3 separate regions of the Mus musculus genome follow, and regions 2 and 3 are each linked to region 1. Evidence: chromatin loops called from intact Hi-C (ENCODE). Cell type or tissue: gastrocnemius. All regions are shown on one strand. Links, peaks and the distances in the headings refer to the core of each region. The heading gives the core; the rest is flanking DNA.

Region 1 (10,578 bases), core at 1,254-9,253:
AAAATGGATGACCTGGCAGTGGGATGCAGGACAGTAAGGTGCTTGGCGGTAGAGAGAAGGATGCAGGAGGAGAGGAGGAAGCCTGCTAAGGAGCTTGGCTTCTACCGGGCAGTGACGGAGTCATTCCAAGCCGTCACCAAGTGGGGCTACCCTTCACTCAGATTTGGAGTATGAGGGAGATCCTTCTATTGGCCATGTAGACAATGGGGTGGTCTTGGAGGCAGGGTCCCAAGTGGAAGGCTGTTACTTTGCTGCCCAAGGTAAGGCAGGTATCAAAGCTTGAACATGAATGTGGTAGGGGTGGGCCAGCAACAAGTGCAAGCATCTCACACTATCATTTATTTGTTTCCCTTTCTGCCTCCCTTTATCAACCATTAGGAAAATCTTACAGAGAAATGGAGGCATTCATACACTGACTGCTTTATGATCTAGCATCAGCTCCACCAGTCTGACTTTGGTGTGTTTATCTTCCTATGCCCATGGAAACCTCCATCTAAACTCCCTGCTGTGTCAGACCTCTAGGAAATCACCTCTAATGCCATTCTCATTCCTCCCCTTTCTCTCCCAAGTCAGATAATAGCACTCTCCCAGGAACCCAGCAGCTTCTCATTTCTCTCTTGACCTGCAGGCTGGCTAGCTGGTTGCCTAGCTTCCTAGAGGGGCAAGCCTGCTCATTGCTTCCTGTGCCCTGTTCCCTACCAGGCAGATCCCTGCCTTTGTACTTGCCTCATGTCAAGATCCATCAGCATAAAAGACTATTAATGAGGATGGGAAGAGACAGAGCAAAGAGGAAAATACCACAGTCAGATAAAAACAGATCAATAGTGGAGCCAAACAGAGCAAGAGGCACAAAAGCAATTCACAAGCTGTCAACTTCTCAATGGACTCAGACTTCTGACAATCCCAGATGGACACAGAAAGGAGAGAGATGGATAGAAGCCCAGGGCAAACTGTCCAGGGAAAATACAAAGTGAATGCTACCTAGCCAAAACTCATCCTCCAGATTCCCAAAGCCAACACGATAATCTGCCCATTTCCGGAAAAAATCAGTTTGTCCATTTTGCCGCCTCTGGAATACCTGTGAAGAGAAAGAGAAAAAGAGAGAGGATATGGTCTAAAAAAGCAAGAATTAATAATTAATATATGAATATGTCTGGGTTCTGCATCAGCTAGGATCAGAAGCATTTAAGAAGTCAGTTTCACGTTTTGGTGGCAGATTTTGCAGGGCATGCTCAGAACCCTTCTTTCTGAAGGGCTGATGCATCTGACAAATAGACTAGGGGTGTGATATCGACACTAATTTGCACTCCTGCAATATAGAAAAGATTCAGGATACATATCAAGCTCCCAATAGTCAGGGGAAATGGGCCTGATTCTCAAATTAATCTTTTTGCACTGCAGAGAGTAGTTGGAAGCATTTCTCACCGAAGGACTGGGACCAACTTCAAATCATCTACTCACTGTCATCATCTTATTGCAGGCAAAGCAATTGCATATCATTCACTTTCCAAGCTGTTTAAGTGCTAATTTCATTTAACCTCCAATACATCAGCCTTGGCTTCAATTTCCAATTATGCTTTAAGAAGGAGGCACAAATATGTCAGAAACATAAAAGAAAATGTCTCCGGAGAGGATTACGAGTGCAGTCACCATTTAACTCTAGAAAACCTTCCCATTTTGGAACCTGAAAGCTCTGGTGCTGTATCTGAGCAGTGCTAGGAGGGTGGGCAGGGCGGAGTTTCATTCACACTGATTCAACCCCTGTTGCTTGGTTTAGAGCCAGCTTCAGGAAGTTGCTTATGGGCATAGTGGTTAGCATCTCCAGGCTGCTTATTTCTTCTGCTCTGTGTAAGCTAGCTATCATGTATGAGAGGAGGTGGTATCAGCAAGTAGTGTCTCTCTCCCTACCACTGTTACCTCCTGAAGGCTATGACAGTTCTAGGGAAGAACTAGGGGGAGGTCTAAAACAGAATGTAACACAAGTAGCTCTCATAACTAGAGGCCCACCCACATTCTACCCCATAACTAATCTACTATATGTGACTCTCCAAGACAAGGCTACTAACTGCCTCACTCTGGGAAGCTAATGTGCTTCTGTAGAGTGGCCTCCTCCTCTCCTCTTTACTTTAGCTACAGCCCCTGGTAAGCAGGATCCATGTGCCTCACTCCTTCCTTTCCGCAGCACACCTTGCATCCTGTCTGTTTGCAGGAGCTCAAAGCGAGCCAGTCTCATCTTACAGCTAGGCCGTTACATCTTTCATATGAGTCCTGGTTAGTTTTTAATTGTTAATTTAACCCAACACAGAGTCACCTTGGAAGAGGAAACCTCAACTGAAGAATTGCCTCCAATAGATTGGCCTGTGGCCATGTCTACGAAGAATTGTCTTAACTGAAGTGGGAGAGTGGGGTTCAGTGAGTATAGCATCATCCCAAGCGAGGTGGGCCTGGTCTATATAAGAAAAGTAGCTGAGCATAAGCCAATGAGTGAGCCAGTACCCTTCTTTCACGCTCACAGCCCTAGTTTCTGAGTTCTAGCTGTGACATTCCTCCGTGATGTACTATGAAGTATAAGCCAACAAACACTTTTCTCCTCTATGTCCCATTTGGTCATGGTGTTTATCCTAGCAACAGAATGAAACAGTTATTCCTTTCTCTGTTTGTGAGTGGCCTACTGAATGAGGGTCTTGAAGGCAGTGACAAGACAAATCCAAATGAAGTGGTTAGATAAGGGAACATCTGGAAGGATGGCGACATGGTAAACTCCAGGTCCCCAGCCAGGTATACTAGAAGCCTGAAGACATCCGCCTGCAGCTTATACTTACAATCCAGCCGCCCCCATCTGTGGTCATGTCACAGTACACTTGCAGCTTGTGGCTTAGCTCCCCATTGAGGAAGATGGTGTAAACGCCACTCAGAGTGTCTCCATTCATCAAATGCTGGGCACAGTCTTGAGGATGAGAGAACACCCGGCCCCCTGCAGAAGAAAAGCAATAGAAAGTTTTACATTTACTTATTAGGTGCATGTGTGTACTGTGTGCCTGCATTCAGGACCACAGTGTACATTTGGAGTCAGAGGACAACTCAAGGGAGCCAGTTGTTTCTTTCCACCATTGGGTCCTGGGGATGGAACTCAGATTGCTAAGCTTGGGCAGCAAATACCTTGTACCTGCTGGCTAACTCATCAGCCCCAAAGCAATTTTTAGAAATGGTTCTTTTTTTTCTTTTATTGGATATTTGCTTTATTTACATTTCAAATGTTATCCCCTTTCCCGGTTTCCCCTCCAGAAATTCCCTATACCATTCCCCCTGCTTCTATAAGGGTGCTCCCCCACCCTTGTATTCCCCTACACTGGGGCACCAAGTCGTCACAGGACCAAGAACCTCTCCTTCCACCCCTGCCCAACAAGGCCATCCTCTGCTACATAAGTGTCCAGAGCCATGGGTCACTCCATGTGTACTCTTTGGTTGGTAGTTTAGTCCTTGGGAGCTCTGGATGGGGGTGGAGGGCTTGGAGGGGGGAGGATGGTCAGATTGGTTGATATTGTTCTTCCTATGGGATTGCAAACCCCTTCCCCATTATGCACAGGAACCCTTGCATCAGAGGAGGTTTTAAAGAGTCCTGTGGTTGGTCCTTCATCATGAGATGTAAAAAGTTCTAAGTGAATTCAGACTGTGTGGGTGTGAAATCTGAACTCATGTTGGACTTATGGCCTCTGAGGACCAAAGGTGTAGATTCTCTGATTACCAAGATGCTTGAGTATAAGCTAAAGGCCTTGAACATCCAGTCTCAGCAGTAAAATGGGGGTCACAAGGACTTCCCCCTTGGCCTTGGTGATTGTTTAAGAGATGGGCCAGTGAAGCACTGTAGGGACCTATTCAAAGGTAAGAAGGCATCTGAAGAAAGCCTCTGTCATCCACATGGCAGCCATGAAGGGATGCTCACACACGCTCAGCATTACCACAGCGATGAATGTCTGGTCCCTGTACAAAGCAATCTCTTGATTGTACTAAACAATCAAATGGCCATGTTTTACAGTTCAGTTTTAATTCAAGGACAGGGCAGGGGAAATAAATTGCAGCTCATCTTTCAGAAGGAACAGCCCAATCTGTAAAACAATACCTAATTAGCTGTAAGAGAAGCTTCAATCCTGAAGTGCTTTGCTCCGAGATAAGTTTTGTGCTTATCAGGCAAACTGAGAGCAGTCTACTGGAGGGACTTTGCTGAGAGGGGAAATTAAAGGCACAGCCTGCCATGAGAGGCATGGTGGCTGGAGTGCTCTGTAAATGTGGGTTTCTGGGTCAATGAAGAATATGGTCAGACAACACAGTACGATACAGTACCGTGTTTCTGTGTATAAGTGAGGTAGACATGAAGGGAGGAGGGTGAGGCAAACCGCAGGTGTTAGCTACTACAGCGCCTCCTGGTGGTTTTACTCCTATACTATATGTGACACTCAGCCCCTTGGAAAGGCCAGGCAGTGAACCATTTAGATATAGCATGTCACATAAAAAAGATGACACATGAACTTTCCTGAGAGTCCCCATCACAGGTTGTCTGTAAAGCATTCTGTTCTAGGAAGAAGCAACCGAAGTTTTGTAGTCTCCATGTAAGCCCTTACTCCTATGTCCTACCCCCTACCTGCCACCTGACCCAGAGACAGATTAACTCTTAGTTCTATGTTCCAGATTGCTGCCACAGGTCTGTCAAAAATAGCTTGAGGGAACAATACACTTCAAGTACAGTCACCCAAGAATTGGTAATATGCTTCTATAAAACTTATATTTCACAAGATGTGTTGTTGTTTCTATTTCATTCTTGTGAGAGACGTTAGAGGAAGGCAGGACAGTGGAGAGCTGAGACTTATGTTAACAGACAAGGAAACTGCTCAGAAAGATTCCCTGACTGGCTTTTTCAGATAACTTGTATTCAAGTTTGCAGAGCTTAGTCAAGCGTATATTCTATTAGAACAATAAATACAGCCAGGGATGGAGAGATGACCCAGTGCTTAACATTTGCTGCTCTTTCAGAGGACCCAAGTTTTCCCACATCAGATTACTCATAACCACTCCAGAGGATCTGACATCCTCTTCTGGTCTTTCTGGGCACTTACAGACATGAGGTGCATACACATAGACATAAACACAAATAAAATGTGAAATAAATCTTTAAAAAGCACCTTCAAATGTGTTCTAGTTTCTTTAAGGTTTTCATCTTTCCAATGAGTGACTGAGTTTTTATTTAACATAAGCATATAATACTCCAAGAACTAAAGTTACCCCAGAAAGCATTATGTTCAAATTAAGTGTTTTCCCATCAAAAGTGACTTTTGTAGTAGCTTTATTAAAGCTATTGAATTGTATCTCCAGCATGTCCTAGACATCATGAAAGCTCACGTCTCACCTGTCCCTGAGGTTTCCATTCATTTCAGAGAACAGACATGAATGACTGTCTCCTCTCTGTGTTGCTTTGGGAACACTGGCCTTATTTCTGGTCATCTAGGCTATTATTGACCCTGGTCTCCGGAGCAACCAATGTGCCTACTTGCCTTTCCCTCTCTCACTGTCTGTGGTCTTCCTTTTAGATCAGCATATAATGTGCTTGGCATCCAGCCTATTGCTTCCTTGTTCACTGTTTCTCCCAAAGGAAGAGATCATCATTAAACCAGCCCATTTTCTTGGGGAGACAGAAATCTGCATGTCTCAGTTGTCCATGGATTCCCCCACAAAAAAACTTTTCTCAAAACTCACCACAGTAACATCACTCAAATACGTATATAAAACCAAATCCATTTTGAGAATAGAGAAGTAAACAATTTTATATAAACCCCTTCTTCGTTGATAACTACTAGAATGTATGTTATAGATACTTGAAGGGGGTTCAGATCCACTCTTAGTTTTTCTAAAGTTAGACATAATGTAAGCACATATAATATATTGAGATGACTTGTTCTGAGGAAGAGGAATTTTAAGTATCTAAGATGCTGTCATAAAAGAGGCATTCACTCATCTTTAAAGCTGGGAGATAAGAATAAGATCAACTGAAGAGATAAGTGTCTAAGGAGTGTCAAAGATGGATGGGATAAAGGTCTCAGATGAAGGTTGGGAGAGGGAGGACCATATGCCCTGCTTTCTGGGCTCCTATAGTTAGCTGGAAGGTGGAAGCACTATCCAAGTGTGTGGGAGGTTGATGCATGGTTGCTGGGCGCACTTGCCTTACCCTTGACAAATTACAAGGCCATCTGGTTGTTAATAGATTCAATTTACTGTAATTTAGTCTATGGCATTAGTGGAAAGGCAATCACGAAGCACTTTGCTTCTGCAGACTATCAGAAGCAGCAACCTGGGATTTTTCATTCCCTGGGAACTTGGAGAAGATTCCACATGAAGCTTCTTGCCATCTTGCGCCAGCCTCGAAAGCATCCCAAGTTTGTCTCAGAGTCACTAGTCCTCCATTAACACACTTGTCCCTTTAATGTGATGAGAGAAAGCAAAGGCTTGCTGAGGGCTCTCAAGTTACGGATTTCCTTATCCTTCAGATTCCTGTGCTCCATCCCAGGTCTACCAAGTCGAGCAGGGAGACAGTCTCAGGACTCAGTATCTGACTAAAGAGCTTCATTCACATAGAGCTGTTTTCAGTTTGCATTTTTCTCTTCTCGGAAGCCAAGAGTTAGAAATGGTAAATGAGATGGTGACCTGAGGCCTCTTGGCCAGCTCTCCCTGCTTAGATCCACATGACTGGGCGAATAACAGAATTAATTTTTCTCCTCTCCTTCTTAAACACACACACATACACACACACATACACTTTCCTGTTCTCTCTCTCTCTCTCTCTCTCTCTCTCTCTCTCTCTCTCTCTCTCTCTCTCTCTCTCCCTCTCTCTCTCTCCCTCTCATAATCTTTTGTCTCTAAGAAGAACATCCTGAGCACCCCATCTTTCTGTTTGGGGTGGGATGGAAAGAAGAGGGGATATTTGGCCTTGAGCTTAAGCCTTGTATTCTAGTCTTTGCGATTTCACCCTACTGCTTTGGTGGTATTGGACTTTGACTCAGCTAAAAATCATAAAAACACATTCATGTTCCAATTGATCTGGAATTCATATGTTTTAGAAGACTACCAGGGCCGATCCTTAGCTCTCTGGATGCCATTTAATCTAATCAGGTATCTACCTTTAACCCTGATCATTCTAATAATTATTTTAGACCAAGCACATACCTAGAAGGCTCTCTCTCCTTCCTCCTGGTGCAGTAACTGGAGCCTGGGTGGATAGGGTAGCCTTTTTTTTTTTTTTTTTTTTTTTTTTTTAAGCACGGGCTATGGCTATTACCAAGTTAGAAGGAAAACAAAGCCAAATGATTGCCACAGTGAAGTGTCTTATGGTTAAGTATTTCTAGATGTAACTGTGAGATCCACAGGCCCAGGGCATTCACCAGAAGAATTGCTCAGAAATTGGTTTGTATTGGGCATCAAAGGCTGCCTGCTGAGTGGTGAGTGGCTATCTTCATGATGACACACAGGGCAATCAGATGGCTCTGTGCCAGTGGGGAGTGGGAGACGCTTCTCTGTCCATTCCCAGCCCTCTTTTGTTTTGTGTCCTTGGGTCCAGCCTTTAAAATGATCAGATTTAATAGCTCTAGAGAGCCTCTGCCCACTGTCCACTCTGATGGACTCAGCATCAGGGCTGAAGCTGTGACGTCAGCATGCCCCTCAGCGAACAGCCACAGCAGTTTTCTCAGTAAATGCAGAATAAAGTATTGTTTTTCTCCACAGAATTAATTTTAACTATGTTAAAATTAATGGCTCGTATTTGCAAAGTAGCTGATAAGATTTTGGGGTGCAGACAGAGGCTGTGGATAGAGCCTAGCCCATAGGAGCTTAATCCATCACTTCAATTTTCTCAGATAATCTTCAAATTTACTAGCTTGTTGTCTTGTTACTCACTTAAAAGACATATAGGAAAATGTCCCTTGATTTCTAAATGCCAGGCTAAGAGATGGGAAAACATAGAAGGAGAAAAGACGTCTTACAAGTGGCTCATGGTCTTATGGGAAAACAAATATGACTTCAAGCTCTGAGACCAAGATGGGAGGTTAGAAGGGCATCAAAGTGGGTGTGAAGGGCAGTGAACATGGGAGCTGCTGAAGAGGGGCTGAGAGGTGGGGTTCTAGAACGGAGTAGAATTTGACAAGTGCTGATCAGCAAGCTTTCTTACTTTAGGAACTGACAGAGATCAGCCACATACCGGTAGAGGACGGTATTGCCGGCATGTGGAGAAGCACAGACCAATTGGAAAACTGAAGATTTACCTAACTAATTAGCACTGTGTTGGATGGATGTGATAACAGTGACTGAATCATGCTGCGTACGAAGAGGGACCTTCTTCTGAAGCCAGTAGATACCCTTCTCTATCTTTGTATATGTAGCATTACTTAAATTTTCCCTTTGGAGATGGGAATGTGTGGGGTTTTTTTTTTGTTTGTTTGTTTTTGGTTTTTTGTTTTTTATTTTTGGTTTTTCGAGACAGGGTTTCTCTGTGTAGCCCTGGTTGTCCTGGAACTCACTTTGTAGACCAGGCTGGCCTTGAACTCAGAAATCCACCTGCCTCTGCCTCCCGAGTGCTGGGATCAAAGGCATGTGCCACCACACCCGGTGGGACTGTGTTTTTCTGTGCCTCCACTCCTTGAGTAAAAATTTATACAGGGCTGGAGAGATGGTTCAGTGGTTAAGAGCACTGACTCTTCTTCCAGAGGTTTTGAGTTCAATTCCCAGCAACCACATGGTGGCTTACAGCCACCTGTAATGAGATCTGATCTCTCTTCTGGTGTTTGAAAACAGCTACAGTGTGCTCATATAAATCAATAAATCTTAAAAAAACAAAATTATACAGTCTCAACCTCTCCAGTGAGAGGCAGCCATTGTTGAACTATTTCAATTATATCATGTAAGCCAGCAAAAGAAATCTTTTATTATTAAAATTCACAGGGATATGCATCTGACTTGTTTCTTACCACTATCCTTAGCATTTAGAACGGAGCCTGACACGAAATAGGTGCCCCATCAATATTTATTAGATGTTTAGTGTCACATGAGTGATAGTATCCATCCCCTATGATAATAACAGAGAACACAAAATTAGATTCTCTGAGACATGTGCAATGACACAATTTAAAATGGGCCAAATAAAATCCTGTGACTAGTGACATGTGAGATTTTTCTGTAGCATTTATAAGATCATCTTTCAGGGATGCTTCCCAACCTTCCTGATGCTTTGACCCTTTAGTACAGTGTGTCATATTGTAGGGACCCCTAACCATAAAGTGATTTCCATTGCTACTTCCTGACTGTGATTTTGCCTGTTAGGATTTGTAATGTAAATGTTTGATATGCAGGATATCTGATATATGACCGCAAAGGGGTTACAACTCATAGATTGAGAACCAATTAGTATAATCTACAGTAAATAGTTATACTGTTCAAGAGGATTCACTACTCTCAAAAAAGGGTGGCCATGTATCTGTGCCCTGTTCACTAGTGTGACTACTCTATAAATACGTTCAGTGACTTAAAGAAGAGGACCATTCCTTGAATACCACCATTTCCTAGATGTCCCCCAAACTAAAATAATATAATGTGTAGAGTATGATAGCTATTTTTTTCAAAGTTTATTTTGTAGTTAAAAATCCCACATTAACAAGAGTCTCCGGGCTCAGATGTCTTCGCTAGTGAGAACAGATTGAGAGCTTGAAGGTGAACTCTCATTAGTTTTATACAATGTCTTTCAAGAAACAGAAGCGGCAAAAGGAAATAAAGTTTTCAATTTGCTCAGTGAGGCCAGAGTTATTCTTATTGAAATAAACAGCTAGACAAAACAGTATTAAAGGGATAGCCCAGGCTGGATGAGGGTTTTGAAGTCTACTCTTTCTCCCTATGTTGGTACAGAGAACTCATTGCCTGGCCCCTTTCATCTGCATTTGGTCTTTCTCGACCACATACACTACCAGAAGGAGAGCCTGTCAACCTGAAGAGAGAATGGGCTTAAAGGATGGAGTATCTATCCATGCCCCAAGGAATAAAGCTACTCTGAAACAAAGAACACAGTTGATGTGTCATTGATTATCTAGTACAGTTTATTAGAATAGCATCTTAATTAGATATGCTAACTTGACTTACAGAGGTAAGGAAAAATATCAGTACCACGTGAAAAAATAAGAAACTAAAACCCAGCAGAAATATATTAAGCCCAGATAAAAGGGTTTAAAGTAACAATGAAATAGATAAGATAAATAAAGGTTTTAGACTCAGGTAAAATATGAATTGAAGTATCTGACTGAGTCCACCTTTTAGACGCTAAGAGGGAAGAGTAAAGAGAGAGACCACTAAGAGGTTTGGAGAACAATGCACACATTCTACCATCTAGTTAATAGAAGTCCTGAAAAGAAAAAATATTACAAATAGGAGGAAACACTTAAGTGAATAATAAAGACAAATGTGTACAAAAGCCAGATAAAATGTGGCAGTTTAAAAGCATCATTAAATGTCAAACTGGAGAGAAAAAGATACATAAACTCTTAGAATGAACTG
Region 2 (10,578 bases), core at 1,316-9,315, 170 kb before region 1:
GGCGGGGTAGATGGTGCCTAGGAAGCTGAAGTTTGAGGGATGCTCATAGCCTCCGACTTCCTAGATTGCTGGGTACACAGTGCTAATGACGTCATCACACTTTGACCTTTAGAGGTTCCTTCCATGTCATCTGCAAGTTTGCCTGTCTCTACTGAGGGCTTCATTGTTGGCTTTCAGGAGCCAACAATGTTGTAACTGAACAGTACATATGGATAGAACACGTGTTGGAATCACAAGGTTTTTCAGCCCATCCTTAATGACAGATGTATTGAATTAGGGCAAAAAGGTGAACCATCCTGTAGACCATCAATTGGAAATCTTTAGAAATTGGTGGATATCTCTGTATCCATCTGATAATATAGATCTTTGTAGAAAAAAAAAGACAAAGTGAGGTTCTGATCCCCTGGGTGTTAGAGCTGAGGTGACCTGCTACTTCTTGTCTCTCCCGGACCTCCTGGTGTTTGAAGGAAATGTTTATATCTTACTCCTTTTAAACTTCCTGTGTGATGAAGAATGAAGAGACTACAAAGGGGCCACGATGCAGTCATAGTTAAGTTCTGACTAGTCTCTAGCATTCTAGAGACCAAAGCTCCCATTTTATTGCTATTTTTAACTGCCCCTTTTCCAGACATTTGCATAAGTTCTTTCATAGATCTGCATATGTTGTAAATAAATTTGCAGTCATTTAAACTTTAAATAACCCATCTCTCTAAATAACTGGTCCCCTCAGCTCCCCCCCACCACTTCACTCACCTCCATGCCTCTCCCCTCCCCCGGGTCCATCAGCCCTCAGACTCCCTCCTTCCCTGCTCCCCACACTGGAAGCTTCCTCACATCATCTTTCTTGCGTGTTTGGTGTCATTTTGGAAAGTTTTCTGTAACCAAGTCAGTGACCTTTGAAGTAACTTAAATTCCTACTCAAGAAAACACAAATAAACTGTTTGATTTTTAAAAAGCCGTCTCTTGTTATTTTCTTCCCAGAGAGATGGCCCACAATAGCAATACACTCAACTTTTTGCAGGCTTGCTAAGCGCGCTTAAGACATTGTCTTGGTCAGTGTTCTGTGGCTGTGAAGAGACATCATCTCCACAGCAACTCTTATAAAGGAAAGCGTGTAATTGGGGCTGGCTGACAGTTTCAGAGGCTTAGTCCATTATCATCACTGCAGGATGCATGGGCGGCACACAGGCAGATATGGTACTGGAGAGGTAGCAGAGAGTTCCACATCCAGATGTACAGGCAGCAGGAAGGGAGAGAGATACTAGGCCTAGCTTGGGCTTTTGAAACCTTAAGCCCCCCCCCCCCCAGTGACACACTTCCTCCAATAAGACTATGCGTACTTCAACAAGGCCACACCTTCTAATCCTTTTCAAATCGTGCCACTCCCTGATGATCATGCATTCCAATATATAAGCCTATGGGGCCATTCTTATTCAAACCATCACAGGCTAGATTGTGGACTCCCTCTTCAGATGTTATGACTCATTCTAACTGCTCCTAGGATTGCTGGCCTCTCTATGTCTGTGCAGATCTATAGCCAAATCAGTGACCCATAGTCTTTGTTCTGGAGGAGGCTTTGATGGCACCAGATGGCACCATGCCCATCTTAGGTTCATTAACCCCAGGGTTTGGCCACTGAACTGACCTGTGTGGGAGACTGAAGCTGTTTTAGCATCTTTTTGCTTATAGGTCCTTTGTTGCCATGGAGAAATTTCAGCTGACCTTCAAATAGTTTACTCTGAGCAGAAAAGGAAATCTGGGAAGTTCATTTCAGAGTGTTTATAGAGTGGGCAACATCCCAGCCCCCACCCTTCCTGCATGCTGCCCCTTGCTCTAGCATGGTCCATCCAGCAGTTTATTCCAAGCTTAAAGGAGGCCATCCCATGCTTCAGGATGGCCCAATGTGAAAGGGGACGTGAGAAGTGAGGATACACTAGAAGCCAGGAGCAGAGCATCTGTCCTACAAACAGCGGTAAAGTTTCCAAAGTGTTATCTATTCTGTGCATACACAGGGCAGAGAGGAGCAACCAAGCTACTGGCCCTGGTCAACTCTTAGAACTTCTGGAAGATAGAAAACAAGTCAGGACGGTGGTGGTTTAAGGAAAAAGTGAGTCACTAAGAGAGAGAGAGAGAGAGACAGAGAGAGAGACAGAGAGAGAGAGACAGAGAGAGAGTGTGTGTGTGTGCATCTAATCCCACCACAAAGGCTTTAGGGGGCTGTAGTGATGGCATCAGATCTAGAAATGCAGGGCCGTGGGTGTGGGGGAAAGGGAGTTCCGGTGCTCTGGGCAGGCAGATGCGGGTGGACTGCTTTTCACATGGCCCTGGGTGGGCATCTGGCTGTGTTAAGCCACTGACCCCAAATGGCGGGTGGTGGACAAGGGGCAGCCCCAGGTACCAGGTTCTCAGCCTCTGGTATCCCACGCTGGATATGGTGGAGGAGCTGAGAACAGAATAGGGGCCCCAGCAGCACTTGGCCCTGGAGATGAGGGGAGGAATGGGCAGGGGGAGGGGCGCTGGATGGTTCCCACAAGGGTGAGAGTCCTTGGTCAGGTCTGTGGCTGGAGCACAGGATGGCCTTCTGGCGGGATGTTAGACTCGGCCCATCCCATCCTTCAAGCACGGCAGGCCTTGATAATTAGAGACATATGGTTTTAGAGCTTTATTGTAGAAAGGCAGGGAGAAAGGAGGGAAGGTAGAAAGAGAGAGAGACCAGCCATGGCCATGTGAAGAGAGGGGGGAAGGGAAAGAGAGAAAGAGAACTAGAGAGTAAGAAAGATGAGGGCTTAAGAGAGTGAGGAGGGGGCCAAGCAGCCCCTCTTATAGTGGGCTGGGCTATCAGGCTGTTGCCAGGTAACTGTGGGGAGGAGCGTACCTAGGCTATAGTCAGGTAACTGTGGGGTGGAGTCTAGTCAGAATGCCAGAAGCTTGGGACATTGTTGGTGTGACTTAGTCACAGAATTATGGACAGACACCTGATTCTGTGAATGTGGCTCGCCTTTCTGTCCCTTGTAGATTTCTCTATTGGGTCACTGGAGCAAGCCCCATTCAACCAAAATAGGCTGCCCATCACAGTCCCACATAGAAAGACAGACTGAGTCATGAGGGAAGCAGCCAGACATCTGAGAGAGCCAGGCTGCACATGGACAGTATGGGGGAGGCAGTGTGGCTTCTCAGTGGTTGAGGAGCCCAGGGAGCCAGTGGGAAGGACAGGCAGGGGGTCATTGCTGCAATGGCTGTCAGGTCACATTGCCATTCAGAGCCAGCATGAGCTTTGATGTGTGTCCTTCTGCTCATTGCCCCTTCACAGGTCCCATTCCAGTGGGTCTCTAGTGAGTTCTACGCACCTGAGCTTTTCAAAGTTCCCCAGGGGCCTCTAACATCAACTCAGGGGTGAGAGTCATTGTTCCCACATAAGCCTTTGAATGGCGGAGAGCTCTCAGAGGCTTCGAAACCTTGAAGTGACACGGGAGGCTTGTATTTTGGAAATATTAGTTTGGTGACAGGTTGAGGAGGGCCACAGAGTGGGGATTTTGAAAACTACTTAGAAAATTGTGTGTGTATGCATGCGTGTGCATGTGTGTTCACATGTATGGACAAGTGTGTATATAGGACATTACCCTGGGTCTCCTTTTGCTACTTTCTACTTCATTTCCTGAGACAGGCTCTTATTCTGAACCCAGAACTCGCCGATGTGGGCAGTCTAGCCAGCCAGTTTGTTCTGTCTCCAGAGTATAAGGATTTACTTCAGGTGGGGCTGCCATGCCCAACCATCAAGTCCTCACACCTGAGTAGCAATCACTTCTTCCACGGAGCTATCTCCCGGCCCTTGTGTTATCTTTGGTTGACACAAATCTGTGGGGTAAAGCATGCCATTCCAATATGCACGTATATGTGAAGTGGTCAGCGCAGGTGACAGGCATCTCTATCACTGCTGACATATATCATACCTTGGTGTGGAGAACATGCATAGACCTCTCTACCGGTTGCTTTGGAATACACAGTTAGTCCTTGTCAGCCATAGTTACTCCACTGTGATTCAGAAAGTCAGAAGTCATTCCTTCTGTCTGTGCCCCTTGCCCATCCACAAGGGGTGTGGTCTAGGGGGAAGTGGGGAGGCTCGCAGACCAGCTCACAGCTGCTGTAATAGTTCTCCAAGTAGTACTGAGTCCCTTGGTCTGTGTCAGAAGGGGATCTATAGAATCAGCAGGAGTGAGGGAGGACTGGCTTCAGAGGCCAGCCTGTGACCACAGAGCTTGAAGATGTTTATGTGTCACGGCTGCTACCTCTGGAAATGGCTTGGCATTTGTGTTTGTTGAGTTTGAGTGTTCCGTTTTATAACTTACAATTATTGGGGATTCAAGGGCTACTGAAGCTGGAATATACTGCAGGAGAGAGTGAGGAAGGGGGAGAAAGAGAGAAACAGAAGAAAATAAAGAGAGAGAGGCAGAGACAGACAAACACACACACACAATTTAGGTGTGGGTTGTGCAAAGAGAGAGCATGCAGACAAGGAGGCATGCAAAGAACTAGAAGAAAACGTGGTGAAAAGCTGCTGGTGAAACTTAGTTATTAGAAAAGGTCCTCCCATTTAAAAAAAAAACCAAAAAACTTACATGTCTTCACTACCTTAGGTCTTCCACCAGGGTCAAGGAGAGGATCAACAGAGATGATGGGAACCAATCAATCAGGTTGGCGCCTGCAGTCTGGGGCAAGCAGGCTGCTATATCCACTCTTGCCAGTAGATGGCAGTGTTGTCTTATCAGGTGCCTTTCAAATCAAGAGAGACTCTCCCACAAAGGGAGGTTCTGGAAGGGTCCCCACTTCTCTGTTCCTTCCTGGGTAACTCTGTCTTAAGAGTTACCCAGTGGGGCCAAGTCAGCATCCAACCTGCACTTAGTGGTTTCTCCGGCAGTGTTTCTACCTGGATTAACACAACAGGTAAGCAGGCACCCCCTGGAAGGGGTTGCCTAGCTCATTCTTGGTTGTGTCTAGCCTGCAACCTCTCTATCACAGTGTGCTAGGCTGGTCAGTGTGTAGAAAGTTCCAGGGATATTTCAAAACTCTTCCTAAAATGCCCCTGTGAGTGAATTGTTTCTGAGGACACTTTAAGTTCCAGTTCCAGTGTTATATAAATAAGGTTACCAGGTTAGCTCATAAAACCCTGCTCATTTATAGAAGACAAACTTCTATATAATTATATATAAAGACAGCAAAGAATAGTTCTGAAGCCTGTAAACTTTAGCTCTTATTATATTTGGCTTGCCAGCTTTTTTAACGTTTTAAAAAGATTTATTTTAGAATTACTTATTTGATTTTATGTGCCCAAGTGTTTTCTGTCTTTGTATATGTATATACACAGGCACATGCTTGGTGCCCATGAGGCTAGAAAAGAATGTTGGCTCCCCTGGAACTGGAATTACAGATGGTTGTTAGCTGCTATGAGGGCCTGAGAACCAAACCTGAGACCTCTGCACCAACAGCATTCGAAACTTTTGCATGCTTTTTTTCCTCACTAGGAGATATGAAGAGCCTGTTGTAAGGCTGGTTTTCTGTGAATTGTCAAGAGGACTATGACAGATCATGGGTGGAAGAGAGAGAAAGGCTGGTGAAAGACAAGGAGGTTGCTGGAGTGTGGGTAATTCCACGCCTTCCTCCATACATTTCTTTTTTGATTTCTAGAACACAAACCATGGTTTTCCTTCATTAATGACACTTAACTTGAGCACTTAAGCCAGGCTCAGTGCTAAGTGGTTTTTCTTTTTTTTTTTATGTATTTCTCCATTTAATTTCTGAAGATAAGTTTTAATATGGAGGTAACATCACAGGCATAAATTACATGTGAGAACTGGTGTGGGTCCCAGGATCTGGACAGCCCTAGTCCTCAGCCCCAGCCCTCGGTGCTCAGGGACTCTCGTCTATTCTGCCAATAGCATCCTTTCTCCGCTCACCCAGTGCAACTCTTTGCCAGCCTGACTTGATGCTAGTCTTGGTGGATGTGTCCCTCTGGGAAAGTGACAAACACGTTATATGGTTGTGGTTTGTTCCTTTAGGCCAGTTGTGACCCTTCAGGACAAATACTGTAGTATGGGCTCAGTGGACTTGGCACCTCGAAAGAGCTAAAATCCTTTGATATGCATGCCCTGCCATTACTGAATAAATCGTGATGCTTGGCCCCATGGGAATCTGAAAACAATTCAATAAGTTGAACCTATGACCGATACAGTAAGTTGTCCGAAGGGAGTTTTGTTGCTGCTGCTGTTCAAGCTTGTGTGCCTGTGACTTTGAATTCAAGAATAATCTTAAGGGCAAAGGGCAAGCAGGCAGCAGAGTACTCCAGTCAGTTGAGAATGCTAATGGATGGTTGCATTGCGCAACTCTGTCCTAACGCTCCGAGTGTGGGTGAGCCTGAGCAGGCAGAGCTGATGGAGCTGGAAGGGTGGTGAGCCAATGAGATGCCTGGGAGTTGCACTATCGCCTCTGGGCGGCCCCTCCTCTGCATCAGAAACTTTCGCAATATTCTAGAGACTTGAATAGCAGGTTGAATGAAAATACTCTGTCCCCTGGTTGTCATAGCTTTGTAGTGATAGGAGAAAAGCTGAAGGATCAGCCGAAACTGCGAAACAGCCTGCCTTGGGCAAGACAGGAAGTGTGCAGCTGCGCCGTGGGTCTTCCTTCTCAAGCTTCCGTTAAACAGCGCAGCTGTTCACTAACACTGAATTACTCTTTCCACAAGATGCTAGCCTCTGCCATTCAGGGTGGTGTTCCTAGCCATAGGGTGGCTATTGAGTGCTTGAAATATGGCTGGCATAATTGAGCTCTGGACTTTTAATCTAATTTAATTTTAATGAACAGAGCCACATGTGGCTAATAGTACCAGATTGGGCAGTGCCAGTCGGGAACATTTCACCATCTTGTTTCTGTTGGCCCGCACTCTAGGTAAGCATTGTTGGGAAAGGAATCAAGAGCATCCAAGTCATTTCATTTTCTAACTAGGGCAAAGTTGTGGTTGACTTAGAAAAAGGATAAATGTGCTTATATAAATACATGCACATAGACACAGGTATCTGTGTCCCTTGGTCCTTTGTTTCTTAGCACCAGATTAACCCAAAGGTTATTTCTTCCTTTTCCTATGAAAGACATGGACTTCAGTGGAGAAATGTTTTCTAAGTGTCGCCAGGGAACATCAGTATGTTTTCTGCAGCCGTTGTTGCTCAGTTCAGCTTCCAAAGTCGCCTGCTTTGCGTAGAAGGGAGAGATGCCACATTTCTGGTCCTCAGACCTGAGATTCTAGGAGGCCAGGGACCAGGCAGGAAGAGCCTCTGCTTCTGTCAATTCTGTGTGAGAATAATATCTCAGCGGTAAGCCAGTGACTCAATCCAACGTGCGAGGAGGATTTCATTTTCAAAACATTTATTTAAATAAACTTTTATATGTATTTGAATTTTACAGAAAACAAAACACTGACAAATACTGTACAGCTTCGATCATTCATATGAGCGATTCATTTCTTGAAAAAGTGACTGGCTTTTCTTTACATCTTCCTGTTCTTTTTCCTCTTCCCAAGAAATCAAAAAAAGTCTATTGGACACTGGATAAAGACCCCTCTGACTGTTTCTGAGTGTGACTAAGGCAGGCCAGAAGTCCAGTGTGGGTGGGGACAACCCCAATGCCCAAGTCCATGCCAGTTGAGAAGGTCTCTTCTTTATGCATCTTCTTTTCAAATTTTCGAAAAAGATTTATTTTATGTGTATGAGTGGTTTGCCTGCATGTATACATGTGTACCACATGCATGTCTGGTACTTGGGTCTTCTACAGAAGCAACAAGTGCTCTTAACTGCTGAGCCATTCCTCCAGCCCCCTGGGGCCTCTTAGGTTCTTCATGAACTTACTGTCCCCAGATGGATCAGGTAGGCACAAGTCCCAAGCACCTTACCCTAGGACTGTATCCGTGGCAACTCTGGAATAGACCAAGGGAAACAGTGTCTGTAGAGTCATAAAGGAATGAATTGGCATGATGCAAGGAGAAGCAGTAATATGAGAAGAATTGTCAGGGTGAGGCAGGGCGACAGGGCACCAAGCAATACTTTGGGCTTCTGCTCTCTGGTGTCTATGGGAGGGCCTATCACTTCATGGGCCCTGTATCATCCTAAGTGCTCTATCAAGGCTGTCGGAGAGTCTGCGACAGGAAGAGGTGATCCAGTCACGGTTGGGATTCCAGGATATAGAAGCAACTGGGAACTGCCTTTCTGGATGGTTTATGTCAGGAACTGGCTCAAGTCTATTTGGTTAGAAAGCAGTAGGTACACTTGTGTCCAGAGTCAGGGGCTTTGTTATGGCAATCAGGGACAACTGACTGCTGTCTTAATTCAAACTGGCAGCCAGTTGTCACGGAAACCGTGTAATTTGTATGGTCCCTGATTCCGGCGATCCATCCTTGCAGACTGTTATCTGACATCCCATTTCTGCTGTGTCTTCACCTCTACCCCCAAGTCTTCTGTCTTAGGGCAACTGAGAGAAGTGGGAAGAGCATCTGGTGGGTACCAATTGGCAGAGAAGGGGAGAAGACTGGTCATTCTGTGACATGCGGAGGACAGCCAGGTAATCCACAACCAGCTCCCTATGTGACAAGGGGGCAGAGAATCAGGAAGTGTTGCTTTGGTCAAAGAGGCCTGAGGGTGGAAGGCTTGAGTGCCTAGTGGCATTGAGGTGATGTAGGATGAGCGGGTGAAATGTGACTGTCTGCTAGAAGGCCCAGGTAGCCACCATTAGGTAGCTACCCTCCAAGGGCCTGGAGCACATCGGGAGTAGACATGAGTACCAGGTGGCCCAGCTGAGCAAGTAGAGTACAACTTTACATTCATACAGTCTCATCAATTTTGGGAATTTTTTTCTTGCTGCTGTAATGTCATAATTTGGCTATGTCATTAATTAGACAGTGATTTTTCTACTGTCTATAATGGTCTCCATGGGGACAATATTTATAGAGCTCCCCAGTAGATGTGCAAATGAGCCGTTGGAGTATAATCGCTTCCAAGCTGGGAATTCTCTGCCTTTGTAACATGGCCACAATACAATCAAAATGCCAAGCAATTTGTTTTCTTTGACTGGGGAGGAAAGGCTCTCTTCCACTCAGAAAGTGGCATGGCTTCAGGTACCACAGGGCACATATGTCAATCAACCCTGGTCTCAATGCCTTGCCTCACCTTCTGTAGCAGTTAATGGCGTGTCTTAAAAGAGTAGGTCACTCAGGTTGAATTGTGAGGTATTACAAGTTATCCTTAGCATCATTGCATATCCATCCACAGTTATGAGTACCTACTGTGTACAAGACATTTGCCTGAGCATCAACATAAATAGCAACAGATACCTTTATAGTTTTATCTTTCATTTAAACTATGGCTTCTACCTCCCACTGGCAATACATTATGCACTGCTACCAACACAGGATTGCTTCTGGTATGTGTTGTGTTGTGTATGCGTGTGCATGTGCAAGTGTATGTGTGCATGTGTGATGGTTATGAGACTGGACTTGGGATGATCTTACTTGGTTTCTTTCTGGAAGCCCTTGGTCACACGGATTATAGCTAGCTCATGCGAGGCATCTCTCCTTACGCTTTCTATCTCTATATTACATCTCGTGGGTACACACCTGCAATCCAGTGAAGTGAATATGTGGGTTTCCATAGCTTTCTCATAGTCACTGCCAAGAGCTGTTCATCACTGCTTAGAAAAGGGCACCTTGCTGAGTAGTTATGGGGTAATGTCCCCGAGAGGTCTTGGGCCACATTAGACATCTGTTAGAGGTAATGAGGACCTTGTCGTGAATTGCAAGCAAAGAGCTTTGAGTGTATCTGGAGCCATACTTTAAACTTTCAGGTATAGGCAAAAGGTCAGAAGCATATAGAAACCACTAGCTATGTCTGTATCAATATATACTGAAGTGGGGACTGTACCAGGGTCTTAGAATGTCCAAATGTATTTCCAGTAAAACATTATGTAGGAATAGAACACACCCATCTCCAACCTGAATGATATACAGACAGTGCATAGGGCCTTGCACCATGGCTTCTTAATTGCACATATGTGCCTAAATCTGGACATATCTTCTCATAACACATTTCTGCAAGTATATATATTTGAGCAAAAATATATATTACATGGCTGCGTGATAAATAGAATATCCTGTCCCATGTACCTGTTGTCCAAATGTGCATACATATGATACAAACAGAGTTGAAAGCCATCTAAGATGCATATGTACATACTTTCTGTGCTTTTGTGCTGGAGTATACCAGAAACTGCTGTCCATGCTTGGGGCACTGATACGGGACACATAGCTGCCAAGACAGAGTAAGAATTGTCTACACGCCGCCCCCATCCATTGGGATGCGTAGTCTGAAATTTGTCCCTTGGTTGAGTGATCTGTGGGAGTGAATGCATCACGTTAAAGGCTCCTCCAAGTCTCTGTGGTTGGAAGGAGGCTCGGCTCCAAGGGGAGGACACGCTGCCCCCTTGCTCACTAGACAAGCAGTGATGGTCTCTTCTCCATCTGGAGGAGCTTGGGCTGAGCAGAGA
Region 3 (10,578 bases), core at 907-8,906, 150 kb before region 1:
AATCCCTGAGGTTATGATATCACACAGTTCACAAAACAAGCTCCACTGACTGTGAGGGCTCAGTACAGAGCCTTACTTAGCCAGTGGTTGTTGACTCTGCTGATCTGTGTTGTATTTTAGTTACAGCTCTTACCCTGCTAATCTGGAACATACAGGTACCCTCTAAGGCTTGTTAAGAACTGCATTGTACAAAACCTGCTGGATGGCGGCAAATAATCTGCTTGCAGAACATTATATTTACTTCTGAATCCCAGCTCTGGACATTATAAAAATAAGCATATTTCTCCAATTTAATTAACTGCTTCATATAACTAGTTATAATACAAGGTGGAGGCTCATTCTTGCCCTAAAGCACACATATATGATATATGACTAGAATTTGATTGTTGAAAGAAAATAGATGGTATTTTTCTCCAGAATCAATGCTGCAATTATGCTTACAATTCTGAACAAAAATACAAATTGATCATCAATATTGAAATGCTTAAGGTACCTAGAGTTCTTAAAAATAACTGCGGAAGCTTGAATATGATTGGCTCAGGGAGTGGCACTATCAGGAGGTGTGGCTGTGTTTGGAGAAAGTGTGTCACTGTGGGTGTGGGCTTTAAGACCCTTGTCCTAGCTGCCTGGAAGCCAGTCTTCCCCTAGTGGACTTCAGATAATGATGTAGAACTCTCAGTTTCTCCTGTACTAGGCCTGCCTGTATACTGCCTTGATGATAATGGACTGAAATTCTGAAACTGTAGCCTCAGTTAAATGTTGTCCTTATAAGAGTTGTCTTGGTCATGGTATCTGTTCACAGCAGTAAAACCTTAGCAAGGACAACAATCAAAAGCTGCTTTATTATAATGCACTTCCTGGATTAGAAGACTCTTGAGGTGGGCCACTGGTGTGACTCCTTTAGTTTGTTAGTGAGAAGACTAGGCCCTGCCAATAGGCTCATGAACAAGAGAGATGTGGCTAAGCAACTTATTCTCTACAGGAGAGGACAGTAGACAAGGAAGCAGAGATTAAACCCAAATGTGTCCTCACTTCTATAAATGAAGTGATTACAGTGGTCTCTGCAGAGGTGACTCAAGGGATGACAAGGATCTACGTATGCATAGAGGTATGGACAAGGAACCCTCCCCCAAGAAGGCAGAAGCAGCAAGCACAGAACAGGGCATCCAGGAATGCGGAAGGTAGCACACGTGCCAAAGGTGAGAATCAAAGATGAAGCAGGGCTTAGAGAGTGAGCTCAGGCCCTGTGGGTGAGAAGAATGTCAAGGGAATGGTCCTGAGAGGAAGAGGTGCGGCATACCCAAACCCCTTGATGATGTATTCATTCAAGTGCTGAAACCCATCTTGGTCTCCAGTTTGTTTTTTCATTCCTTTAATTTTCTAGACTCTAAATGTGACTTGTACCCACTGCTTGACCCATGATGATATGGAGATCTCAACTCCCTAGCATCGACAGCCAGTCTCCTGTGACCTGCTCCTCTTATCACCCCAGCCTCATCTACCCTACTGCCGTCCTCCATTTGTTACTGTGTTCCCAGGACCATCTCCCACTTTCCCTGTTGCCCTGCTTGGCAGTGCTTCATCTGCCCCATGTCTTCACAGCTCTACCTTCCATTCACTCCTCAGTTGGACTCCTGGCTATTCAGGCCTTCCCTTGAGGTGTGACTCTAGACCTCCTGTCTCCCATGAACTGATTGCTTTCCCTTCTGAGTTTTCATGGAGGCATTCCCATACTAGAGCTCTGATCTCAATGCATTACAATTTTGTTTTCTGTAAGAAATTACAGGAATTCAGAAAAATTGAAAGGGTTATGTAAGTCTCACCCATTTTTGTGTTGGCTGACTTGTTTTCTGTACTTATGTCAAGCCCCCAAAAGGCCGAGATTTTCACTCCTCTGTGTGACCTGAAGATCTAGCCTTGTGCTTATCATATAATAAGTGATAATGAATATTTGACATATAAAGGGATTCTGTTAACATTTAAGTTGAACAAAATAATGACCCTATCATCTGAATTCTAACTCCAAAATACCTTCCAAACCTATCCATGTCTCCTCACTTCCAAGGCTAGATCACTGCTCCCTGTTAGTTGGGTTACTGCTGAAACCCCCTTTCCAGTCTTTCTGGTGCCTTGTTTCCCTTGCTCTTGTTCATGTACCCACATGAACAGACCACTGTGCTCCCAGCCCTAGCTTACTTTCCAAGTCAGCCCCTCACATGAAGTATAAGAGATAAATGCTACATCAGATTCCACTTATTAACCCCATCATCTGCCTGCCTCCATCATCCGGTCTCACCTTCATCATAAGTACCCTGGCTGCATCATTTGGTCCCCGCCTCCATCATCCATCCCTGTTACTGTTTCTGACGTTGTATTGCATTCCTTTCTATTTTGTTCATTGTGTCCTATCCCAGGACTCTCTGTTTGCTCAAAACCCAATTTATCTCTTTGCTCAGTCCATGCAATCTCAGAGCTTGCTGTAAATATGCTATAATAGCCAGGTCTAAGCACAGATGAATTTTGAGTTTCCTGCCATGATACCTCAACAAGGGGCTCTTCCTGCCATCGTATCTCATGGCCTTTATGGTGTCTCACTTTGAAATTTGCTGTTAACTCTGGTTCTCCTTCTTCTCTCCCTCTTCTTCTTCTTTTTCTTCTTCTTCCTCTTCCTCCTTCTCATTGTCTTTTCTTTTTCCTCCTCTTCTTCCTCCTCTTTTATCCTCTTCTTGTCCTTCCTCCCTCACATTGTCGCCTTCCTTTTCTCTTCTCATCCCTAACTACATGATTCCCTGTTGGTGGAGCTGTACCTGTTTAAAGCCCGACTTCCTCGACTTCCTCTTTTTTGTCTGGATACTCTGTTTCAATGCCCAGATTTGGGCAGGTAGCTATGTGAATGAATGAAGTTAACCCAGGGGTTCTGAAAAAGCACATGAGATCCTGACTGGACAGGAGTCAGTCATTCGAGCCGCTGGGGAGGAAGTACTGACTGGAGCCTGTAAAAGGTGAGCAGTGTTCACGGCTAGAGCTGAGCTTTGATGATAACTGCCCACCCATTTAGCACTGTCCAGTCAGATACTCCGGCCACAAAATTCATTTGAGAGGGAAATAATGACCAAGAAAATCCCATTATCAGGAAAGCAGTAGGGAGTGGTGTATGTTTTATCAGCTCCTAAATGATCACCTACTACCACGTGCTCAGTTACAAAGAGCCCATTGTAGCTGGGACTTCCAGATAACAAGGGGCCCTTTCCTAATTGCTATATACTCTATTTCAGGTTCAGCAGGAAAGAAAATTAAAAAGCTCCATTTCACTTCAGGTTCAAAGGAGTCAATCTCTCAATCAATCAGGTATTAATTAAGCTATGCTAGGACTTACAGGGAAAGTCAGAGATAGCCTCTTCTTGAAGATGATACCAGGGAAATAATTAGTGAATGATTTAGGAACAAAGAAAAGAGTTTAAAATGGGTTTTATTTGAACTTTCTTTGATTTTTCTATTATGTGAAAAACTGAAGGTCCGTAGTCTCCAATTCCTTGATTTTTTTCTTTATTTTTCACTGTCTTGATCCTCCCCCCCCTTTTCTGCTCATACTAATTGTGTTATCTCCAAAGGGTTTGTGCCTTGGACCCAGAAAACAGCTCATTCGTCTTGGTCTGCTCTTAGACACACTTCCTGGGAAGCATGTCTCTCTGATTCCTTGGAACGTCCAGCTGTGCTCATGTGGAGAACACAGCATCTCCAGCCTTGAGCAAGTTATAAGGAAGATGCTTCCTAACCGCTCTTCTCATAAGCCAGGAAATGTATAGGCAAGGAAGGACCTCGTCTCTGCTGCCATCATGGTAGAGGGTCTGGGAGCATTCATTCCCATGCTTTAGGTTCAGATTGTCCCTCTGGCAAATATGCCTTAGAGGGTGGGGTGTTTATCCATTGTGCTACAGTATTTGTCCCCAAGTCTAGCACAGTGCCTGGTGGAATGTGGACTGCCAGGATCTTCTGAGTGGCTTACCAGAGAACACATTTCTAGGTGGAAGGAGTTGGATGATATGTGAAGCACGTACTACACCTCATGCAGTGGGTGCCTTAAAATTACCTTGAGCATAGTATTTATGGCATCCTTTTGTTAGGAAATCTTTCTGCTCAGATCTCTGTTTGATCTGTTTTCCACTGAATTGGTTTAAAAGGTGCATTAAGCAGCTCCCAGGAAATCAGGGCAGGGACAGTTGGCCCTTTCTCTCTGCTATCTTGGTGTCTTTATTCCTATCCATCCCTGACTCTGTTCCCTCCCTTGGCCCTCCTGACCTCCAGGGTCACTTTTCCTGGGGGATTTGTTTTGTACATCAGTACCAGCCTTTCTCTTCTTTGTTTCAGCCAGAATACCTACTTGTTTTCATTTGACCCAGCTTCTGACTTAGATACTTCAGAAGGCCAAAGCCTTCAAAGAGAGCACTGGCAAATGTCTTAGGACCTCAGGAGAATAGGTGATCTGTAGAATCAGATGCCACCATTTGTTGAGTTCTTACTAAGTGTACAGCTCTCTCCTCCCTATCTTTCTGTGTATGTGTTATCAAGCCTTTATATTAAGGTTTAATTCAATAACTCAAGTTAATCATTTTTATTTCCATCAAGGGAACTGAGGCCATCAGAGATTAAGAAATAGGTCCAAAGCCTTGGAGCTACCAAAGGGCAAAATGAGTTTCAATCTAATCCCAGCAGAAGGCAAAGGTTCGTCTGTAGCTCCTCTGTTCTGTGATCACCATTCTCAGGAGACCAAGGACTTCAGTTTCTGGGCCTGTTTTGTTCGGATGATGGGTTCCCACCCAATAATTCCCTGGAATATGTGAGAACTCCTGCATGTGCCACATCCTGTGGAAAACTCCTGATGATATGTATGTTGTGATTTTTATTTTATTTTTATTTATTTCTTTTTGGTTTTTCGACTCAGGGTTTCTCTGTGTAGTCCTGGCTGTCCTGGAACTCACTCTGTAGACCAGGCTGTCCTCGAACTCAGAAATCTGCCTGCCTTTGCCTCCCAAGTGCTGGGATTAAAGGCGTGCGCCACCACTGCCTGGCTATGTTGTGATTTTTAAAGAGTTCACACTTTCTTTTTTTTTTCTTTTTTTTCAGATTGTCACTAACTTTTATTTCCAAAGTTATTTAGAAAATGAATAATTACAACATAAGCAATATTTCGTACATGCACATGCAACTATTTTGTAAGAGTGAGATATGTATCCTTTTATATCTAAGTATGAATTGAAAATATCTAGGCAGTCAGTTTCTTCTGTACCATAGACTGGGTTGTAACCTGTGATTCTTATGCCTCAGCCTCTTGGTTATAGGAATTACTGCATATATACGGCCACTAACCATACAGAATTTTCATATAAAATGTTTGACTGTGCAACTGGCTGTAAAGAAGATACAGAACACCCATTAGATTATTCGAGAAGTCTTCAAAACTTAAAAACACAGAGTAAGCGAGGAACAATGCAGTAGCAAATAGAATTTGGGATATTGATGGTTGCAGAGCAAGGATTTGCTTCCCACTTTCTAGTTCCTAGCAATGAAGTTTGCAGTCAGGGAAAGGAGGAAGAATTCTATTTTTTCACACAATTGCTTAGGGACCCATGTTAGTAGAAGACTCATGATACCACAATGTACTCTCTGGGTCAGGGTAGGGGTTGGATATTTTTAATCATGTATTTGTGCGTTTGCCTACTCTTCTATGTGCTGTGCACTTGCAGTGCCCACAGAGGCCAGAAGAGGGCATCGGATCCCCTAGAATAGGAGTCACAGGTGGCTGTGAGCCTCCTGAGGTAGGTGCTAAGAACTGAATTTAGGTTCTGTCTCCTCAAGATAAGGGGGCACTCTTTAGCTCTGCACCATCTCTTTAGCCCTAAACTATACATCAGTAGGGGGGACCTGGATTTGAGCCAGGGCCTTTCTAATGTTCTATACCTCCTGAGGGCTTGGATTTTAACAAGACCACACATGGCAGGAGGGAAGTTCAATCCAACACCACATATGTCAGAAGACAACAGTTCTCCAAGGCATGAGACTCCATGATAGGCATAATGTCCACTTGCATTTCAAGAGTTGTACCCAGCACACTTACGTCTTAATATGAAGATGACTAATCACATTTCCTTTTCTCTTATATAAAATCCTCAATTTTTAGCTAAGTTTAATATTGAGCTGTACTAATTTCTCATGAAGGCACAGTCTGTGGAGCTTTAAAAAGGCCAGAGTTCTCTCTGATACCCGTTTCATCTATTCCTGTTCACTACCTGGTCCCTGGAGGCATTTAGAGCCTGCAACCTGAATTCTAAAATTCCTGGAGTAGGAATGACACTGCATGTTCTCTTTGCTATCATCTCTGTACAGAGAACCACACAGCAGCGGGGAAATACAGATGAGGACAAAAGGCCAGCCAGTCTTACAGCAGGCACCTCCTCATTGGCTGTGCTTGGTCTCTGGTTGATCAGTCGAATGATAAAGCTGAGGGAGGTTTACAGAAGACTTAGCACATATGGAGATATCCCCAGGCTCTGTGCAGAATGCTGGTAGCGCGGCAAAGTAGAGAGAATGCTAAGCTAGGAGCCAGAGGAACCAGGTCTACTTCCAGTTCAGTTGTCCTCATGTCTTTGACCCTGGACAACATCAGCTAAGCTTTCTGGAGCCCCGAAGGGCAAAGTGAGGTTTCAATCTAATCCCAGCCTCTCCCTTGTCTGAGAAATGAGATTATTACCTGCCCTGGATATTCCTCAAAACTCTTGTGAAGAACAAAAAAGACATGAAAGAGAACACCAAGGGAGGGGGAGGGACCCATAATCTAAATGTCACAAAATGGAATTTTAAGGAACTGCATTTAAAAGATGGAATTAAATGTAGAATTAGAACCCTAAGTAGGGTAGGGATTCCCCCCCCCCCGCACCCCCTCCCAGGTCTCTATGAATCCCAGTCATCAGGAGCTGTGCTTCCAAGGTCGAGGGTCCATGAGTGCACACGGGTACCACTCATACTTTTCTGTACATCCAATCTGATCACATCCTTGTTTGAGTCCTCCAAAAATCTGTAGTCATGGTTACAGCGAAAGACCTCAGTCACTCAGCTCTCATTTTTATGATTCACAAGTGTTTTGGTGAAAGTTTGGAGCCAGTTTTTGTGGGTGTGGTAAAGTAGCTAGGTGAGGTTTTATTTTTGGAAGGCTCAAGCCTCTGAGGTCATCTGTGAGTTAGGAGTGGCTAGGGGCGGGATGGTGCTGTTTTCTGTTCCATAAATAAAGGGAGAGAGCTCAGCTCCTGGGCGACTCCAGCCACTGCTGCTTAAGTCTTCCAACGTCATATCCTTTAGGAGGAAAGAGTGCTTTTTGAAAAAGCAAGTGGATGACCAAATATGTACGCGATTCAAGGACTCCTGCACAGGTGGCAATTAGAAGATAGACCTTACATTAAAAAGTTACATAATTCTTCTTAATTCCAGAGTATTTAGAGTTCTGCAAACGGCTGCACTTACAGAATGACAGAATGATTTCTTTATCTCTGTGGTGATGGGGGAAGGGCTTACAGGCTGGAAACTAATGGTGTGGCAAAAATGTACAATTATGTGACTTGAAAGCAGTACAGATAGGGTTCTATTTTCCTTCCCATTTCCTCCCTTCATTTAATGTTAACGGAAGTTCAAGGCAATTAAAAGTCAAATGCTACCTTATTACAGTGTCAAGGCTTAAAATGTCCAAATCTGGGGGAATGAGCAGAGAGATTGCCATTTCAATAACAACTCATCCCTGTGGAATGTGTAGCATAGGATGATGTTTCTGAGTCACCAGGCTTTGGGTCATAGCCTGGGGCTGTGTCCTCACCTGTCCTCTGCATGGGTGTAAATTTTTGTTTCTAACAGCACATGGAGACCTCTTCCTTTTGATCATCTTAGTAATAGTTGATAAATGCAAATGAACATATATTATTGACCTAAGATATTGAATACCACCAAGTGTCAGATGAAAAGCATCTTTTGAAAAAAAAAAAAGCATCTTTTGCCCTACCTTTCTGGGATCCTTTCTTCCAAAGATGTAACATTTCTTTAGTCTCAAATGTAGCTGACTCCTTGTTAACTCTACCAGTTTAACCCCTTCCCTGATCTACTCTGTATACCAAACGTATGCCTCCTCATGTCCGAAATGCCTTTTCCAAAGGCGAAGACAGTTACAGGAGTCCTCCTTCACCTAAGGCCCCACTTTTCTCAGCTCTAATACCCTGCCATCAAAAAACATTAGTGAGAAAATTCCAGAAATACACAATTTACAATTTAAACTGTATGCCATTCTGAGGATTATCATGACAGCTTGCACTGGCCAGGTTGTACTACTCAGGATATGAACACTGTATATGCTACCCATATGTTACTCCCTTGGTAGCTTCCTGGGTTACAAGATTGACTGCCTAGGTATGGTGATAGTATGTTCAAATAACATTCACTTAGTAATAGACTTATATAATGAAGTCCTTGATGCTTGCCATCTTACTATAGTATATATTAAACTATTTTGGTATATTATGATTACTTTACTTTATTATTTTTACTGTCCATGTTTTACCACAAGAAATTTATAAACTAGAATTGACTGCAGGTATAGATAGACAGAAGATAGATTAAAAACAGGCTCACACACTCCTCCTTACCTTCATCTCCTCACCTACCACTTGTTCCAGATGTTTTAGATGGTGCAGGAGGCTAGGGACCTCAGATCTTACTATCCCTGGACGTTCTGTGGTGTGGCCACAAGGGTGACCTTTCTGGAGGCTGTGTATCAGCCTTTAGATTTTTATCTTTCTTTGGCACTCAGAAGCATAGCTCGTTAGATCAGCTGTCATGCCATTGGGTCTTGAAGGAATGGGAGGAACACAGGAACATCTGACAGAGGAGACCAGCAGGAACTGTGGGTCTGTTCCTCCTGTGAGAAGGCAGGAGTGGCTCCTGGGGATGAGGCTTGGTTTAGAGCAGCAAGGGAGGGAAATATTTTGTAGTGCTGACCCAGGTGAGCAGTAATCTCCACGTGGGAGGTCTGTGGGGTCCAGGTCTTCAGCTTAGGTTTTGATTTTTCCCTGGTTTCATTAACTTATATTCTTGTGAAGTTTTATGAGTCAAAAATCAAAATCCACCTAATGGACAGTTTAGGAGCCACAAACTCACAGACTGATGCATGAAGAGGCGGTGTGACTTACTAAGTATGTGTTGTGAGACAATCACTAGTTGCTCTGGGCCTTGGTTTCTTTATCTCCAGCAAGGGGATAATCTAGAAGAATACACTCGGAAGTCAGAGTAGGCACTGTTTCTTTAGAAGATGACTGGTGACATGGGCTGATTTTCATCTTAATCCTTTGGAGCAGGTCTAACAATACTAGATGATATTTGTGTACTAAAGACAGACACACTATCAGCTGGATGTGAAGACCTTTTCACAAGGTCCTTCAGGTGAAGCAGGTAATTCATATGAAATACACCTCAACTTCTAAATATCGAGTCATCTGGTAGATGACGGCACATGACAAACTACAGTTGCGGCAATAAGGACAATAGCAACAACAATAACAGCAGCAACAACAGGAACAGCAGCAGCAGCAGCAACAACAAAAACAATAACAGCAACAACAACAGCATCAGCAACAGCATCAGCAGCAACAATACAACAGCAACAGCAGCAACAACAGCAGCAGCAGCAACATCAGCAGCAGCAAAAATACAACAGCAACAGCAGTAACAACAGCAAATACAGCAACAAGAGCAACAACAGCAGCAGCAACAGCAGTAGCAATAACAACAGTTACTCCTTGGTTTTGCCCAGGGCCAGAGCAGCCTAGAGTTCTTGGGAAATTGATGCCAAGGTGGGGGATCTCCTTGTATTCTTTTCAGAATGCGAGGGTAGGCATCAGTCTGCTTAATTTCAGGCAAATTCTTCCTGCCAGGGTAGTGGAGCTGAGGCCTACTTGATGTCTAGGTGATGGGAATTTGGGTTGTATGCACAATGACTCTTGTGTTTTCAAGGACTAACAGAGCATGTCCACCCTGTTGAACAAGTTCTGACGTGCACATTCCATCCATTACTGAGAGGCAGTGGGGCTGCTCACGTGACCAAAGGGACTGTACTAGTGGCTGCCCTCTGGTTGATCTCTGATGTCTGTGGGTTAGAGAATACTTGAGTCTACCTTAGGCTGTTTACTGAGTCCCTATAATAAGCATAACACTACAAGTACAGTTCTCTATCCTTGAAGAAGCTCATAGTGCCAATACTTACTTGTGTCAAATGCAAAATGCCATTTGAATTATTTCCTTGTCAGTGTGTATGGATTGCATGTCAAGCAGGGTTAGTTAAGTACCTACTATGTGATGGGCATATGCTAAAGAGCAGGAGAGGTAAGAGCTATGACATGGGTTTTATCATCAGGGAGTTTCTTCATACACCTTAGAACATTGCACATTCCTGTTGTGCTTCACCAGGGGTAGGTCAAGTTCCACTGCCTCATAAGCCTGCTTCTTATCACTATCAAGGAAGATAGTCACAGCATTGGCTTCACTCAT

What was found. Peaks named below come from ENCODE experiments on the same cell type or tissue, not always from the same donor. Only the 100,000 strongest peaks of a DNase experiment are listed, where the experiment ranks them.
Region 2: it touches region 1 in a loop (7-fold over the local background); 17 of 42 quality-filtered maps call a loop at or near these places.
Region 3: it touches region 1 in a loop (4-fold over the local background); 26 of 42 quality-filtered maps call a loop at or near these places.

The regions. Positions count from the first base shown.
Region 1 is chr1:159,905,036-159,915,613 of GRCm38, reverse strand. It overlaps Tnr (tenascin R), which reads right to left. Exons shown (of 23, transcript NM_022312.3): 19 at 2,823-2,974; 20 at 982-1,078. Among named protein-coding and RNA genes, the nearest start is that of Gm31667, 110 kb to the left of the region's middle. In gastrocnemius, for the core only: a CTCF peak has its summit at 4,434 (motif pointing left); DNase peaks (open chromatin) are centred at 4,406 and 7,520.
Region 2 is chr1:160,075,406-160,085,983 of GRCm38, reverse strand. It overlaps 4930523C07Rik (RIKEN cDNA 4930523C07 gene), which reads right to left. Exons shown (of 3, transcript NM_001162896.1): 3 at 7,397-10,578. The coding sequence ends at 10,523. It overlaps 4930562F07Rik (RIKEN cDNA 4930562F07 gene), which reads left to right and starts at 7,999. Exons shown (of 3, transcript NR_038031.1): 1 at 7,999-8,055; 2 at 8,494-8,601. Tnn (tenascin N) reads left to right here. Exons shown (of 22, transcript NM_177839.3): 22 at 1-955. In gastrocnemius, for the core only: no CTCF peak of the experiment used is centred there; a DNase peak (open chromatin) is centred at 4,742.
Region 3 is chr1:160,057,375-160,067,952 of GRCm38, reverse strand. All of the region lies in intron 1 of 4930523C07Rik (RIKEN cDNA 4930523C07 gene), which reads right to left. Among named protein-coding and RNA genes, the nearest start is that of 4930562F07Rik, 15 kb to the left of the region's middle. In gastrocnemius, for the core only: a CTCF peak has its summit at 5,757 (motif pointing right); a DNase peak (open chromatin) is centred at 5,841; H3K27ac peaks cover 1,477 bases.